4 separate regions of the Homo sapiens genome follow, and regions 2, 3 and 4 are each linked to region 1. The links are chromatin contacts, found by Hi-C in ENCODE. All regions are on one chromosome and are shown on one strand. The core of a region is the stretch at or near the end of the contact, and the rest is flanking DNA. Distances in the headings are between cores, read along the strand shown.

Region 1 (2,713 bases), core at 35-2,534:
GGCTTGGTCCCGCAGGGCAAATGTCGTCTCTTCCCAGAGGCCTTCTCTTCTCATTCTCCTGACTCCCCGTAATATTGCCCTGTTTTATATTATTCATAGCACTTATTTGTTCATGTTTGCTTATTTATTTATGATTTGTCCTCCCCATTAGAATATAAATGCCATTCCTGAAAGTAGGGATCCTGTCTACTTGGATCACCCCTCTGCCTCAGCATCCAGGACACTGTTTGGCACAGAGTGGCGCTCAACAAGTATTTACTCAATGAATAAAACATCTATGGGTCTCCCAGTTCCCCTTTTCTAGATCCCTTGCTCCCTGTCCCACCTTTCACCCTAGCAAGGTAATAAGGGCCATCTACTTCCCATGAAAAGGTTTAGCCTCCGTGAATATCTTCTTGTCTCTGGAGGCAGAGCCAATATTGTGGATATAGGGTGTCTATATCAGTCAGATGGTGTCTGACTTCAGTTTAGGGCACGATTATTGGCTGTTGAATGACTTCCTAATCCTGACCAGGCTTCTTGAGGGGGCAGCAATGGTGTCACTAGGGCCACTGATTAAAAATGACCCGCCAGTGAAGCCTCCTTTCTCTTTTGAAAAATTAGGTAACAAACCGGTCAGCAGCAGCATCTTCATATATCAAGAAAAGGTCATTATATAAATATTTTTCAAGAATTTGCAATCTCAACTTAATCCTCCTCTCGCCCCTCCCTCCATTATCCCACATTGCAAATCCTTGGGGGAAAATAAAATTCATATTCCAAAGTTCTCATCCACACATTTAACTCCTAAATCGAATGCTCGAAACTCTACTTTCGGATGCTTGTATTGGAAGAGGCTTCGGATTCTTTGTCGGAAGCAGGCCGTACATAATTCTGGAATAAATTTTTGCACGCGGGATGCATCTGAATGAATGAAACGCTTTTTAATCCTCTGCTCTGTACATCCCACTATGTCCCTTTGAAGGACCGCACCGAGACTTTTCGATGCTTGCGATGGTTCAAGTTGCGCCCCTGGGGCCCGTTACAGGACTGCACCGAAATGCACTCAGAGGAGCATCGCCTGCATCACTTGGACTGGAAGCCGGCAGGTGCACTTCGGGAACAACGTCGCGAGCGCTTTTCATCCCTGCAACCAACACACAGCGCAAAACGCTCTGGGACTGCAAGGGCAGGAGACTACACAGACCATGATGGGAGAAAAGAAAAAAAAATCGCGTTCTCTTTTTACCTGCCCAGACAATTCAGCAATCACAGCCGCATCATTCAGGTCCAGCCAAGCCAATCACCCGCGCAGCCTGGGCAGCATGTGACTTCCGATGCTTCCGGCCTCCTATTGGGTGGTTTCTTGGCGTCGCCGGGTCCGGCGCTAGGACCCGGGCACAGCTACGCCCGCAGCACTCACGCGATTGTCCGCCCCCTTTCCCGGCACTTAACCAATAGGAGGCCGCCGTTCCTTAGGGACCAATGGTGAGAAGATCTTGCGCGACTAGCCCTTGTCGCTGCGGAGCGGAGGCGGGGCGTAGGGCGGGGTCACGTGGGGCTGCGCCCAAGGCTGCCGGGAGCAGACTGGGCTGCGGGCGGCGGGGCCGGCGCCTGCCTGGAGGGATGGGGCTGCCGGGCGCGTAGGGGCCATGCCGCCCGGGACCCGGGCCTGCCGCGTTCCGCGCCCCGGCCGCCGCGCCCCACGTCCGCGCCGGGATGGTGAACCTGGCGGCCATGGTGTGGCGCCGGCTTCTGCGGAAGAGGTGGGTGCTCGCCCTGGTCTTCGGGCTGTCGCTCGTCTACTTCCTCAGCAGCACCTTCAAGCAGGTCAGTGGCCGCCCTTCCCCTCCTCCCCTTCCCTTCTTCCTTCCTTCCTCCCCCTTACTTTACTTTCTCCTTCCTTCCTTCGTTACCTTCCTCCTTTTTTCCTTCCTCCCTGTCTTCCTACCCCTTCCCTTCCTTTCTTTCTCCCCTTCCCTTCCTTCCTCCTTCCTTCCCTTCTTCCTACCTCCCCTCCTTCCTTATCTTCCTCCTTCCTTCCCCTCTCCCTGCCTCCCTTCCTTCCTTACCTTCCTCACCTTCCTCCTCCTTCCTTCCTCCCCCTTTCCTTCCTCCCCCTTCCCTTTCTTCTTTCCTCCCCTTTTTCCTCTCCCTTCCCTTCCGTCTTTCTTCCTTCCCTTCCTCCTTCCGTCCTCCTCCTTTCTGTCCCCCTCTCCCTTCCTTCTTCCTTTACTCCCTTTCTTCCCTGACATCCTCTTTCCTCACTTCGTTCTTCCTCCTTCCTTCCCTTCCTCCTCTTTTTCCTTACTCCTCGCGTTTGTCCGACCTCCCGACTTCTGCAGCGGCGCCGCCGGGGCGTCCGAGGGTGGGGAGAGGTGCGCATTCCTGTCCCGGTCTCAGCACGGGTGAGGGACCTGCCCACCGCCTTGGTCCCTGCAGCGGGAAGGGGTTGCTAGGCCAGGGCAGAGCTGGGACTAGAACCCCGAGTTGAGGACCCTTCAGCGGTGGGGACTGCTTTTATGAACACCTCCCTGCTTTTCACCTGCCCGGTCCAGAGCTAAGAGAGGGCGTGCATTTGCTGGCTTCATCTTCGCAGCAGGCCTGGGAGAAGTGGGGTTCCCAGTATTACAGTGGGGGAAACCAAGACATAGGTGGCGAGGGTCGGCCAGCCCTCGCATGGGTGCCCTTCGTTTAATTTGGGGGCTCTGTGTCCTCCTGGGTGACTCAAAAG
Region 2 (2,700 bases), core at 1-2,500, 1.4 Mb before region 1:
TATGTTGCCCAGGCTGTATATTATTTCAGTCCCAACAACACCATGGGGCTAGTATCCCAGCACACTATTAAGAGAAACAGATAAGGCTGGGATTCCAACCCTGGCACTGAGTCCCCTCTCAACGACACCCTTACATTGTCTGTCCGGAATCACAGCGTTTCTGGATTTGGTGATCAGGAGGTTACCTGGAGCCTGCTGAAGTGAAATCTGCATTAACTGTACGTTTCAAAGTGCAAAGAAAAGGAGAAAGCCAAGGTGATGAGAGGCGGGCAGGGAGCAGGAAAAGGGAGGCTGTGTTAGATGGGCACTACATATTTAAACATCCAAAAAAATTAAATTCTGTGAACATCCAAAACAATGTAAGGTCGGGGCAGTTTATTTTACGCTGTTGCCCGGAGCTTCATAACCAACTAGCAGTGGCGTCTGCAAATCTAGTTTCTTCACTTTCGGCAGCCCCAGCCGTGGGCGTGGGAGGTCAAAGACCAAAACTAAACCGTTGCCCTCCAGCGTACCGGCTGGACGCTCTCGACCCATTTAACAAAGGAGAAATCGGCCGGCGCGCTCATCGCCAGTTACATAATGCGTCACAGGCTCTCGGGTGAGGCTTCAGCCCTCCAAAACCAGGCCTAAAATGCTGAGGCCCTAGGGGAAGCTCTGGGGGCGTCCGGGCAGCCACAGCCTACTCTGTCCCGGCGACGTCCCTCTCCAGCGCCCTGGCCTGTGGGGGGAGAGGGGGATCCGGCCTGTTTCCGAACCTAGGTCCCTCTTGGGTCTGAAGCCCGGGAAAAGTGAATGAATTTCTGCCGCAGGCCGAACCTGCCTGGCCACGCCACAGGCCGGGTTCCCGGTGCTCGGGGTGGCCCCCAGGCATGGGACATGGACCCCGGGACCTCTGGCCTGGGGGGGCCTCGACACACGCAGGCTGAACCTCCCCACCGCCCCTGGCCCTGTCTCCGCTGGGTCCCACCCAGGAGGCCGGCACAGGCCTCCGCGCCGTGCCGCTCGCTGCACGCCCGCCGCCCGGTGTACCTGGGTGGGCGTCAGCACTTTGCCCAGCTCGTCCACCGCCGCCCCGGCGTAGGTGACATGCAGCGGGTGCTGCGGCTGCTCGTCCACTTCTTGCAGGCTCAAGGGCCCGGACCACTTGCTGAGGTCCACCGGCATGGCGAGGCCAAGCAGAGCGTGCAGCCGGGAGTGCCGCGGTAGGCCAGGCGCGGGCGACAGAGGCGACGCGGAGAGCTCAGCACACTGGCTCGGGAAGACGCAGACCCAGCGACCACGCGAGAGCACGCGCCTCAGCCGCCGCCCAGCCCCGCGCACCGCCCCACGTCACGCCCACCGCTCCCTGGCCTCTGATTGGCCGAAGCTGGCAGAGCAGGGCCTCTCGCGCTCCTGGGTCCATGCAACCTGCTCCCTGTGGCTGCCGAGTTCTCGGGAACAGCGGCTCGGCCTGCAAGGCTGTTGTTTCAAGAAATGAAAATGAAGGGCGCCCTGGAATAGGTTCGCCGAAGAGAGAGGTTCGTGTCTCAGAAAGTGTCGCTGGGAAAAAAAAATGCAATTGAATTCGCCTTGGTTGCGTTTTGGTTTTCTTAATTTTTTGCATGATTCTTTGCTCCACTTTCCAAATTCAGCAACATGGCCTGTCGCGGTGGCTCATGCCTGTATTCCCAGCACTTTGGGAGGCCAAAGCAGGAAGATCGCTTGAGCCCAGGAGTTTGAGACCATCCTGGACAAGGTAGCAAGACCCCGTCTTTACAGAAAACTTAAAAAAAAAGAAAAAAAGAAAAAAGCCAGACACAGTGGTGCATGCTTGTAGTCCTAGCTACTCCGGAGGCTGGGGCGGGAGGATCACTTTTTTTTTTTTTTTTTTTTGAGACGGAGTCTCTCTGTGTTGACCAGGCTGGAGTGCAGTGGCGTGATCTCGGCTCACTGCAAGCTGCGCCTCCCGGGTTCACGCCATTCTCCTGCTTCAGCCTCCCGAGTAGCTGTGACTACAGGCGCCCGCCACCACGCCCGGCTAATTTTTTGTATTTTTAGTAGAGACGGGATTTCACCGTGTTAGCCACGATGATCTTGATCTCCTGACCTCGGCCTCTCAAAGTGCTGGGATTACAGGCGTGAACCACCACGCCCGGCCGATCACTTCTTGAATCTAGGAGTTTGAGGCCGCGGTGAGCTACGATCTTGCCACTGCACTCCTGTCTGCGCTTCAGAGCCAGATCCCATCTTCTCATACACACACACACACACACACACACACACACACACACACACAGCAAATTCAGAAACAGTAAGGCCTTGCTTTTCTCCTGCACTTTAAAACGAGCCAGATTCTCTGTATTTTCGCACGTGATCACTTGTCATAGTAATTGCCTGGTGAGAGCACCTGAGTGAACTTTTGAGCATTTAAATATATGGGGAAATGTATTTGTCCGTTTTCTCCACACACAAAATTCGTCCTCACAAAATTCCTGAGAAATGTTTGGGTTTTGGTTTTTTATGTTTGTTTTTTGAAAAACAATTTTAAACCATATTTATTCATACCAAAACTGCTCTTACTGTGACCACAAGCTGCTTGCTTTTTGCTGAATATGATAAGCACTATTTTTTTTTTTTTTTTTTGAGACGGAGTCTTGCTCTGTCGCCCAGGCTGGAGTGCAGTGGCGTGATCTCAGCTCACTGCAACCTCTGCCTCCCGGG
Region 3 (2,700 bases), core at 108-2,607, 1.3 Mb before region 1:
ACTTACATGAAATGTCCAGAATAGGCAAATCCATAGATAGAAAGCAGATTAGTGGTTGCCAGGGGCTAGAGGAAGGGGAGAATGGGGAGTAACTGTCAATGGGTAAAGGATTTCCATTTGGGGTGATGAAATTTTGGAACTAGATAGCGGGAAGACTCCACAACAGTACACTGCATTCTGAATGTACTTAATGCCACTGAATTGTACATTTTAAAATGGTTACAGGATGGGCTTGGTAGCTCGCCTCTAAAAGTCCCAGTTCTTCGGAGGCTGAGGCAGGAGAATGGCTTGAACCCCAATGTTTGAGGTTACACTGAGCTGTGATCACACCACTGCGCTCCAGCATGGGCGACAGAGCGAGACCCTGTCTCTAAAAAAAAAAAATACGTAAATACATAAAATAGTTACAACTGTCAATCTTCTGGGTTTTTTTTAACCACAATAAAGACAAATTGAACTAGTTACTAGACAATGACAACTTGCAGCTTTTCGAAGCCAAGCCAAATTGCTTCAAAGTCTTGGAAGCATTGCGAGAACATAGCTGTTTAAGTAGGATGGTTAAGAGTACAAGATCTGAATTCAGACTTCCTAGATTCACCTCCAAGCCAATTTTCTCCCTTGGACCATAGGGAAGTCATTACATCTTTCTAAAATGCAGTTTCCTCCTGTGTAAAATTTGAAGCGGTGCCTACCTCCTACGGTCTTTGTAAGGATCGAACATCTAACAGGGCGTCTGCTAATCTAATAATATGCCATTCAATAAAAGTTGACCAGGGAGCGTTATTACTAGTTTAAAATGTGACCAATAGTCGCATCGCAGGTTTTGAAGAGTGGGAAGAGGGCATTTTGGCATGGAGGCCATTGCAGGCGTCAGGAGACGCGGGATCGAACCCCTGTGCTGTCACCAGGTGCGAAAGCCGCCTTCTTCTTCGGCAAATGGAGCTGGGGGTGAAAGGGTGAGAACTGGCAAAAGCCCTAAACAGAACGGACGAGTCTGGGTAGCTGGGGGGTGTCGGGGGAAACCTCTGCAGGTCGGTCCCGGCTGCAGGCCTGGAGACGACGGGAAGAGGTCGGGTTGGGGTCCGGTCACCTGCCACCCCAGCCACCTCCTCCCCGCGCGGCCGCCTGGCCCCCTCTGCCCACCGCCGCCGCTCGGCCTCCTCCTACCAGGGCAGGTTCCTGATCTTGGTCGCCGCGGGCTGCTCCTGCTGCTTGAGTGCTGAGGTCTCCATGGCGGGGAGACGAAGGTGACCAGATCCGCTGAGATCGTCGCGTCACCCAAGCGCCTGCACAGTGACCAGCCGCGACCTGACCCTGAGACCCTGGCACTTACAGTTCGCGCGCAAAAGCAACTCTCGCGAGACGCGGCCACCAGTTTCCGACTTCCTCCCTCGGTCCCGCCCCCTCGCGTTGCTAGGGCGTCGGTTGCTAGGTTACCGGAGGCGCGGGCCGCCAGCGTCCCTCCAAGCTCCGCCCCTCCAGCCTGCTCTGAACTCTCAGATACCCAGGCGCTTCCAGAGCAGGGCAGCGGGAGAGGCAGGGCCCCCTGCAGCCCCAGTCATCATTACATATTAAGATCTCAAGGCCAAAGCCAATTCCTGCCATCGCCAAGCTTCAAACACTTAAATTCAAAGGAACAAAAGCTGCCGGGGCTCAAAAAAAAAAAAAAAAATCTAAGAAAAAAAACAACACCGAGTAAAACGGCTGGGTCTTGAATATAGATGCCTTTGCGAAAGAAGGCTTGAGATACCTCTCGGCCCCCAAGCTGGGAGGTGAATATTTGGAAATGAAAACAACCCCAAACAAACACAACTGCAACCTACCTATCTCCGGAATCCGTGCCCCTCGCCCAAAAAGTTTAGGGAACCAACCTCCAGAAAACGACTCCAGAGAAAAACAAACAGAAACTTCCAGTTGGGTTAATCTGTGTCGCTGGAAGGTCTAGTTCATGAACACAGAGGACAAGGTCCTTGTGATCTGAGATACTGAGGAGAATCGATATCAACATTTTAGGTTTTTTTCCTGAGGCGAGGAGAATTCTAGATCACTTTTATTTTCTTCTTTTTTGTTGGTCTGTATTTTCTTTTCTTTTTTTTGGTGTCTTGCTCTGTCACCCAGGCTGGAGTGCAGTGGCGCTATCTCGGCTCACTGCAACCTCTGCCTCCCGGGTTCAAGCGATTCTCTGCCTCAACCTCCGGAGAAGCTGGGATTACAGGCGCGCGCCACCACGCCTGGCTAATTTTTGTATTTTTAGTAGAGATGGGATTTTGCCATGTTGGATAGGCTGGTCTCGAATTCCTGACCTCAAGTGATCCACCCGCCTCAGCCTCCCAAAGTGCTGGGATTACAGGCGTGAGCCACTGCGCCTGGCCTGGTCTGTATTTTCCAGCAATGAGCATGCAAAGCATCCATATTGAAGTCTTTTCTTTTTTTTTTTCTTTTAACATGATGAGGAAGACAAAAATCCTGGAGGATTTTTGAGGCTGGCCTGGGGTCAGCAGTGTTCTGATTAGGAGGTAGCAATACTCTTTGCATAGGATTACATCACTGTCACCTGCTTCAGGAACACAGCAGAGGGACAGTGGCAAGTATGTGATGGCAGTTATGGCTTCACCCTAGCCCCTGCCTGGGGACCCCGAAGAAGGGGATCAGCTAGGGCTTGTGATGTGACAGTGCCCCTACTCTGCTTGCTCCCAGGAA
Region 4 (2,913 bases), core at 234-2,733, 1.6 Mb before region 1:
TTTTTTTGAGACGGAGTTTTGCTCTTTCACCCAGGCTGGAGTGAAGTGATGCGATCTCGACTCACTGCAACCTCCGCCTCCGGGTTCAAGTGATTCTCCTGCCTCAGCCTTTCTAGTAGCTGGGATTACAGGTGGGTGCCACCATGCCCGGCTAATTTTTGTATTTTTCGTACAGACGGGATTTCACCATGTTGGCCAGGCAGGTCTGGAACCCTTGACCTCAGGTGATGAATGGCGTATGATTCTTAAAACACTAGAAGAAACATGTATACTGTTTAGAACACAAACACATTTTGTCAGCTGGAGTTAAAAAGTTAACAATCGAGGGTTCTCTGAGAACTAAGGCCTGTATACATCTGACAAAACTTAGGATCAAAATGTGTTCCTGAGACAATTTCTTCATAAAATGCTAAATTCTAAAGTCCATAAACTTACTTTTGGCGTTAAGAGTAAGGAAAGCAGTTTTCTGTTTCCGGTGTTGATTTGATCAGCATATCCAGTTTCACAAAAATAACACAAATGGGTCTTAGTAGCATGATGCACTTTCACCCCTGGCAGGCACTATCCTTTAGCGTGGATCAAGAGGAGTCTCTGATTATCACATGTTAAACCTGGGTCAAAGCTCGTTATCCTTTGGCCACACGTTCACATAGAATCATTAAAACCTGTGGCCCTGGAAAAAGGTTATATTGAATAGCTTTGCTGAAACCTTGTTAAGCTAATAATAGGGTTCCCCTACCACAGTCTTCCTACTGTCATAAAAACCTACAAACTGAAAATTTCTAAAGCTTTGTCCTTGCACCTATCAAAATGTGCCCCGCATTGAACGCTTAGTTGGGCAAAGTATGCACCTAGTACTGTATATAGATTTTTTTTCCCCCAACGGTATCAAACTGACGGCTGCTGAACTCAATTCAAGGAGAGGCAACTCCCTTGCAAGAGATTTTAAAAAGAAATGGTTTAAATCCAGGAAATTTTTACAAATCCTGGGCAAATTAATGCTATATTAGTTCATGGCAGAATTACTAAGAAAGCTGTGCAAGGTCTAGCGAGAGACTGGGGTCCTCCCCAAAGGCTCTAACATGGTGGTCCCTGGGAATCTCCCAAGAAAAGTAAAGGCGTGGGGAGAAGCGCCATGAACTTTGACCGGAGAGCAGCACAAACAAGACTGACCGCACCCCAGGCGGGCCCGTAGGTTACTAAAGTTGCAAGGTCTTCCGCGTCTGAGGAGACCCCGCCCTGCCCTGTCCCGCCCATCGACAACTCCGCCAATCCTCGGGTTCCATCGACCGCTCGGCTTCCCAGGCTCCATCAATCAAATACCTATATACGGCCCCGGCCCTGTGCCCCGCGATCAGGGAAGGTCAGTAGAGAGCCTATTGGAGCCGAGCTTGGGGCGTGGTCCGGGGCAGGGGGCGGGCGGACTGAGACGGTGGGGCGGGGCGTGCTCGGCGCAGTCCGGTGCGATTGGCCACCCCTGGCAGGAGCCGCACCTCGGACAGCAGCAGCGGCGGCGGCCGCGGGAGGGTCCTTGTGGCGCCGGGCGGCGGGGTCCTGCGTGGAGAGTGGGACGCAACGCCGAGACCGCGAGCAGAGGCTGCGCACAGCCGGATCCGGCACTCAGCGACCGGACCCAAGGATCCGCCGGGGAACAAGCCACAGGAGAGCGACTCAGGAACAAGTGTGGGAGAGGAAGCGGCGGCGGCGGCGCCGGGCCCGGGGGTGGTGACAGCAGGTCTGAGGTGAGAGCACCGGGGCGCGGGGCATGACAGTGGGAGCCGAGGCGGCGGGACCCCAGGCAGAGTGAGGGGAGTTGCGGGAGCGGGCTCGACAGTGCAGACTGTGGAGAGGAGACCCCGGGAGGGACCGGGACAGCGGGTGAGGAGAGGGGACTCCGAGAGGGACCGAGGCAGTGGCTCTGAGTGGAGAGGACTCCGAGAGGGTCCAAGACTGAAAGTCTGAGGGGAGGGGTCTCCAAGAGGGGCCGGGACAGTGCGCGTGAGAGGAAGGGACCCGGAGAGGGGCTGGGGTAGTGGGGTGAGGGGTGGGTGCCTCATGAGGCACTAGGATAGGGGGATGAGGGGAGGGGGTCCCCTGAAGGACCAGGTCCCAGAAAAGGTCAGGGACAGCGGGGAGAGGGGAAGGGTCCCCGAGAGGGGCCGGCACTGAGAGTCTGAGAGATGGGGACCCCGAGAGGGGCTGGGACAGCACCCGGGGAGAGGAGACCCCGAGGTGAGGGGAGGGGACCCAGAGAGAATCCAGGACAGAGTAAAGAGAGGGGACCGGTCAGGGGATGTGAAGACAGGGGATCCCCAGAGGGCTTAGAACAGAGTGTGAGAAGACCCCAGGAAGGGCCAAGACAGTGGGAGAAGAGGAGGGGTCCCGGAAGGGGGCTGGGCTGAGACAGCGGGGCTGAGAGCAGGACACCTAGAGAGAGGCCGGGACAGCGGGTGGGAGCAGGGTGACCCCGAGAGGGGCCAGGACAGCGGGGTGAGAGGAGGGGACCCCCAGAGGGCTCGGGACAGCGCATGCGAGCGTGGGACTCCGAGAGGGGCTTTGAGCGTCGGGTGCAGGCGCGGACCCCGAGGGAGGAGCGGTGCCCCATGGGTGCGGGTCGGGCCCCCAGTCACATAGCGGGGGCCCGGCGTGAGCAGCGAGGGAGCGGGCGGGGGGTCGCGCCCGCTGAGTTGCGGGAGCCCCCCCAAGAACGGCTGCGGCGGGGAGCCTGGGTCGCAGTCGCGGCGTCGGGCAAATAGGAACCGGCTGCAGCGCAGACGAGTGGAGCGGGGAGGTGCTCCCAGGGTCTGGCATCAGCGACCTCCCTGAGGGTGGAGTGTGAGCCCCCGGGACTCCGGGGGACTCCGGAGCCGGATTATGTCATGAAACATCTCTGAAGTGAAACGCATGGGCTGG

What was found. Hi-C counts contacts between places; a loop is a spot of excess contacts on that map. Pooled maps may share reads with other maps.
Region 2: a map of naive thymus-derived CD4-positive, alpha-beta T cell shows a loop between it and region 1 (6-fold over the local background). The contact joins the promoter of PEBP1 here to the promoter of RNFT2 in region 1. A Hi-C loop is called at or near these places in 1 of 168 maps with a recorded cell type or tissue (naive thymus-derived CD4-positive, alpha-beta T cell), 2 of 37 single-sample maps with no recorded cell type and 8 of 50 pooled maps.
Region 3: a map of CD8-positive, alpha-beta T cell shows a loop between it and region 1 (19-fold over the local background). The contact joins the promoter of RFC5 here to the promoter of RNFT2 in region 1. A Hi-C loop is called at or near these places in 5 of 168 maps with a recorded cell type or tissue (CD4-positive, alpha-beta T cell, CD8-positive, alpha-beta T cell, naive thymus-derived CD4-positive, alpha-beta T cell and 1 more) and 11 of 50 pooled maps.
Region 4: a map of CD4-positive, alpha-beta T cell shows a loop between it and region 1 (13-fold over the local background). The contact joins the promoter of TAOK3 here to the promoter of RNFT2 in region 1. A Hi-C loop is called at or near these places in 6 of 168 maps with a recorded cell type or tissue (CD4-positive, alpha-beta T cell, CD4-positive, alpha-beta memory T cell, CD8-positive, alpha-beta T cell and 2 more), 1 of 37 single-sample maps with no recorded cell type and 13 of 50 pooled maps.

Annotation. Positions count from the first base shown.
Region 1 is chr12:116,736,886-116,739,598 of GRCh38, reverse strand. It overlaps RNFT2 (ring finger protein, transmembrane 2), which reads right to left and starts at 1,284. Exons shown (of 11, transcript NM_001382266.1): 1 at 1,229-1,284. SPRING1 (SREBF pathway regulator in golgi 1) reads left to right here and starts at 1,530. Exons shown (of 5, transcript NM_024738.4): 1 at 1,530-1,809. The coding sequence starts at 1,699. RefSeq lists enhancers at 1,002-1,261, 2,030-2,713 and silencers at 1,452-1,711, 1,792-1,841.
Region 2 is chr12:118,134,674-118,137,373 of GRCh38, reverse strand. PEBP1 (phosphatidylethanolamine binding protein 1) reads right to left here and starts at 1,250. Exons shown (of 4, transcript NM_002567.4): 1 at 1,030-1,250. The coding sequence starts at 1,164. LOC101928274 (a long non-coding RNA gene) reads left to right here and starts at 1,382. Exons shown (of 4, transcript XR_945409.4): 1 at 1,382-1,517. RefSeq lists a silencer at 873-962 and an enhancer at 955-1,455.
Region 3 is chr12:118,015,360-118,018,059 of GRCh38, reverse strand. RFC5 (replication factor C subunit 5) reads right to left here and starts at 1,357. Exons shown (of 11, transcript NM_007370.7): 1 at 1,168-1,357. The coding sequence starts at 1,232. RefSeq lists a silencer at 1,066-1,115 and an enhancer at 1,480-1,649.
Region 4 is chr12:118,371,477-118,374,389 of GRCh38, reverse strand. TAOK3 (TAO kinase 3) reads left to right here and starts at 1,483. Exons shown (of 21, transcript NM_016281.4): 1 at 1,483-1,742. RefSeq lists an enhancer at 990-1,039 and silencers at 1,360-1,609, 2,394-2,453, 2,554-2,643.